2 separate regions of the Homo sapiens genome follow, and region 1 is linked to region 2. A link is a loop called in an ENCODE intact Hi-C map of the cell type or tissue named here. Cell type or tissue: GM12878. All regions are shown on one strand. Region 1 overlaps LOC105370502 (a long non-coding RNA gene). Region 2 overlaps DDHD1 (DDHD domain containing 1).

The links. Peaks named below come from ENCODE experiments on the same cell type or tissue, not always from the same donor. Only the 100,000 strongest peaks of a DNase experiment are listed, where the experiment ranks them.
Region 1: it touches region 2 in a loop (7-fold over the local background); 2 of 110 quality-filtered maps call a loop at or near these places.

What each region holds. Positions count from the first base shown.
Region 1 is chr14:53,179,676-53,182,175 of GRCh38, reverse strand. The region is part of intron 3 of LOC105370502 (a long non-coding RNA gene); the gene reads right to left. Among named protein-coding and RNA genes, the nearest start is that of DDHD1-DT, 28 kb to the right of the region's middle. RefSeq lists an enhancer at 995-1,574. In GM12878, a CTCF peak has its summit at 1,158 (motif pointing right); a DNase peak (open chromatin) is centred at 1,295; H3K27ac peaks cover 972 bases.
Region 2 is chr14:53,107,926-53,110,425 of GRCh38, reverse strand. The region is part of intron 1 of DDHD1 (DDHD domain containing 1); the gene reads left to right. Among named protein-coding and RNA genes, the nearest start is that of DDHD1, 44 kb to the left of the region's middle. RefSeq lists an enhancer at 1,111-1,410. In GM12878, no CTCF peak of the experiment used is centred here; a DNase peak (open chromatin) is centred at 1,215; H3K4me3 peaks cover 2,304 bases; H3K27ac peaks cover 2,500 bases.

The DNA.
Region 1 (2,500 bases), 72 kb before region 2:
AACAATCAAGGACGACTCAAAGGTGAGAAGCAAGATGGAGTTAACTACGTCAGATTTCTCTTACTGTCATACTTTCACAATGGCAGTTTCAAATGCTCCTCATGATGATAATGTCTGTGGTGACAGTGATCCTAATATTCTCTGTCCCTTTGTTAGATATGAGTTCTAAATTTCTTTTCAAAGAATCAATATGTTAGTATGTTCAATTATTTGCCTTCTACTTTTAAACTTAACTTCTTCATAAAGCAATGTCTTTCGATTACCTGCTCCACCGACTCATTCCGATTACCTGCTCCACCCTGACTCATTCCGATTACCTGCTCCACCCTGACTCATTCCGATTACCTGCTCCACCCTGACTCATTCCGATTACCTGCTCCACCCTGACTCATTCCGATTACCTGCTCCACCCTGACTCATTCCGATTACCTGCTCCACCCTGACTCATTCCGATTACCTGCTCCACATTGACTCATTCCAATTACCTACTCTGTCATAACCATTTTTCCCCGCCAAACCACTTACCCCGTCACTCTCTTTAAATTAGCCAATTGGAATTAGTTTAGCCTGTGTGGTCTAACCCTAGCCAACAGGGGAATGCCACAGCAGCAGAGGCCATGTGCATCAGGGATAAGAACCCCTTCCCCTCCCTTGTCCAAGTGTGTGCTCACCATTGCTCCATCTGTAAGGGCACACCCTTCTATAGAAGTGACTTGCCTTGCTGATAATTAAAAAGAAAATTTTATACTTGAGTGCTATTTGTTTTGCAGCACCAAAACTTTACTTATAACAATTTGGGGGCTCGCCTGTGATTACATTCCCCTCCAGGGGTGGTCTCTGGTTCTCTCTCGTGAGGAGGTGTGCCCCACCCCCTTGTGGCAGCCTCAGGGGTGAGAAATCAAGACCTACCCAGTGTGAGGAATAACCTGAGCTCTCAGCAACATGGAAAGAAACTGGCCAGCAACCTAGCTTAAAGTATCCTCACATACTGCCGCGATGGCTCTGTGCACAGACCAAGGAAGGAGAAGCCCACAGGAGCCAGTAAAGTATTTCTTTGGTGGTCAGGACTAAGGAAAAAGCCAGGGGGCGATAAAGCATTCATTGGTTAGGACATACCAAGGACAGAGAAACCGCAGGGGCAGTAAAGCATTCCTTAGTCGGGACTAGGGAAAGAAAGCTGCAGGGGGCGGTGAAGTACTCCTTAGTCAGGATGTCTTGGAGGTTAAAAAGAGGTGAGAAATCCCCATTGGGGGGTGCTGAATCTCAAAAAGAGGTGAGAAATCCCCATGAGGAGGGGTTGAACCTCAGAAAGTGGTGAGAAATCCCCATGCTGAGAGTGAACCTCAAAAAGAGGTAAGAAATCCCCATGCGGGGGGTTGAACCTCAAAAAGAGGTGAGAAATCCCCATGGGGGGGGTTTAACCTCAAAAAGAGGTGAGAAATCCCCATGGAGGGGGTTGAACCTCACACAAACCTCTGGTAGTAAGAAAAATATTCAGAACTCCCCTTTCCTTTCTTCTCAGGGGAAGAAAGAATAGCTCCACTCCCGCCGGTTGCTCTCATAGGGGAAGGCGAAGGAGAGGGGAGAACAGCAGCATAAGCGGCTGGCAGAGGCAGGGAAAGACCAGCAGAGAGGACAGAGAAAAGAGAGAGAGAAAAAGAGAGGCAGAGAGAGAGAGAGGAAGAGAGAGAGAAGAAGAGAGAGAGACAAAGACGGAGTCGAAGAGAGAGAGAGGCAGAGACAGAGGAAGAGACAGAGAGACAAAGAGGGAGTCAAAGAGAGAGAGGGAGAGACAGAAAGTCAAAGAAAGAAAGAAAGAGAGAGATAGAAGTAGTAAAGAGAAAACAGTGTACCCTATTCCTTTAAAAGCCAGGGTAAATTTAAAACCTATAATTGATAATTGAAGGTCTTCTCCATGACCCTATAACACTCCAATACCACTTTGTTGTCAGTGTAAACAAGGGCGTAGCCCGAAAGCACTGAGGCCACTGACAACCCATAGCCTTCCTAATCAAAAATCCTTAACCCAGTAACCCGCAGATGGCCCAAATGCATTCAATCTGTAGCGGCAACAGCTTTGCTAACAGAAGAAAGTAGAAAAACAACTTTTGGAGGAAACCTCATTGTGAGCACACCTCATCAGGTCAGAACCATCCTAAGTCAAAAAAGAAAAGAAAAAAAGAAGCAAAAAGGTAGCTTACTGACTCAAGAACCTTAAAGTATAAGGCTATTCTGTTAGAAAAAGATGATTTAACATTAACCACTGAAAATTCCCTTAACCCTGCAGGTTTCCTAACAGGGATCTTAATTACCTTACAAAGGTCCAACCAGACCTAGGAGGAACTCCCTTCAGAACAAGACAATAGATGGTTCCTCCCTCCCGGGTGATTGAGGGAAAAAGACACAATGGGTATTCAGTAAATGATATGGAAACTCTTGTAGAAGCAGAGTTAGGAAAATTACCTAATAATTGGTCTGCTCAAACATGCCAGCTGGTTGC
Region 2 (2,500 bases):
GCACAACACATTCTGGGTTTTAAGGAGGAGAGAGTAAATGAAGGGAATCTGAATGTATGTGCATGTACTTACATATACACTTGCTTGTGAGTAGGCATTGGGTAATGGTGGTGAGAGTGTTGTAGAGTTGAAACTAGGGATACTGAGTTTACGTAGGAGGCTTCTGAAATAAAACAAGAAATGATTAGTGTGAACTCAAATAATGACTGTAGGCCTGATAAACAAGGGATGAATTTGAGAGTGATTTAGGAGATGGAATAAACAGCATTTAGTGTCCAGTTGTAAGAAGTACTTGAGGAGGCAGCATCTTGGATGACTCCCAGGTTTCTGCCTTGGGTAGCCACCTAAATACTGTCAGCTTTCCATTCACTGTGATAGGGAATGCAGGTGGAAAAATGGGTGTGTGTTTTGTTTTGTTCAATTTTTTTCCAGGAAGCTAAGGGTTTCATGACTATTTGTGGTTGAACACCAGTAAAGAACCTCTACTGCTTGGGAGGTGAGAACTAAATGAGAGCTGAAAATGCATTTTGTATTTGAGAGTATAGGTTGTATTATGTAGTAGAAAGAGCTTGAATGAACTTTGAACTCAAACTTTGGTTGGAATCTTGGTTCTCACATTACTAGTAGCTATGTGCCTTTAAGCAAATTATTTAGTTTCACTAAGACTTAGCTTATTCATTTGTAAAGTTGGGAGAATGATAGCCTTTTAAGATTATTGTTAAATGAGATGAGCTTCTGGGTCTGGAAGATAATGGCAACTGTCCAAATCTAAATCTCTCCGCATGTCCTCCCCAAAAGCTGTAAGAACAAAAGGACTCCACACACACATGCACACACACATATATATACACAGAAACCATACATAACTGACACTTTCAGCACTACCGCAAGACAGATGATACCATGAATTTTTAATTACCTTTATACAAGGAAATAGCACATTACAATGGTTCCTGTTGCTGCTACAAACCTGTGAGTGGGAAGAGCTGGGTAAGGAAAGGCTTAAGAGACTGAGAAAATAGGAGAAGGGAACAGAGGTTAAAATAAACCACAGGCAACATCACCCTCAGAAAAAGTCCTCAGCGTTGCCAGGTACAAAGACAGGCCTAGGACTTGGTAATTTATAGAACTAGCTACAGGAAGCTGTATGAAAGTGAGAGGGGCCACAAGCAGCAGCTTCAGAGTAGCATTGCTCCTAGAAGAGACAGAGAAAAGAACGACACCTCTTGGAGGCATGGCAGCAAGAGGAAAGGAAGGAAGTGGGGATAAAATTGAGGCTTCTAGAGAAATGAAAGAGAAACAAGGCACGGCAACCCAACCCCCACCCAACAACTCCACCGTAACACCGTCCATTATAGGCGCTCCTCTTTACTAATCTGCAGAAGTGAATGCTCTTAAACTAAGAACCCAAGAACCCTATGCTCAAGAATAGAAATGAATCAAATGCTACACAAAGCTACTTTAAGAGGAATATAAAAATTTGAAAGAAAGTGTTTCAGTTGATAAAACTTCTCCCCAAAAAAGCAAATGCAAAGGGAAAGGGCATCTCAGTGCTCCAACCAAATAAAATATTCTCAAACAAATCTGTGAACATACTACAAAAACCACAAACTTAGAAGCAGAAATCTAAACTCTGACATGAAAAGAAGTGAAAAAGGAAGAAGTGCAACAAAATTTGATTGAACACAGGAAAGAAATTGAAGAGAAAGGCAAAGCCATCTCGGGAGACTACAGTAATCCAGCTTTATAGCTGTGGTTTCGCTTTCTGCAGTTTCAGTTAGCCACAGTCAACTAGAGTCCAAAAATATTAAATGGAAAATTCCAGAAATAAGCAATTTTAAATTGTTTTTGTTTTTTGGTTTTGGTTTTTTTGAGACAGAGTCTTGCTCTGTCACCCAGGCTGGAGTGCAATGGCACTGTTACCAGGGGTCCTTGCTCCCAGAGCTCCCAAGATGGCAGCGGGCTGCTTCCAAGCTTGTGGCAAGTCTCACGTTCTCTGACCTGGGGTTCTTGGCCTCACGGATTCCAAGGAGTGGAATCTTGGGCCATGCAGTGAGTGTTATAGCTGTATTAGAAGCCGTGGGTCACGGAAGAGAACCTTGGAACCCAGTGACTAGTGTTCAGCTCAATTAGGATGAACCCGGGCACTTAGCTGTGCAGGAACAATGGCAAGCCTTTAGCCCAGTCGGGAAGAGCAGTGGGCGCCTCGCTGGATCAGGAGCACAGCAGACACCCTGCCGGATCCGGAGGGATGGAAGTCAGCGGCAGGTCTGCGATGGTGGCAAACAGCAGTGGTGGATGGGGAATGAAAGCTCAGCTCGAGCCGTAACAAACACGGACCAGAAAAGAGTGCAGTTGCAAGATTTAATAGAGTGAAAACAGAGCTCCCATACAAAGGGAGGGGACCCAAAGAGGGTAGCTGTTGCTGGCTTGAATGCCTGAGTTTATATCCTGATCATTGTCCCTCCCGCTGTGCTCTCAGGCAATAGATGATTGGCTA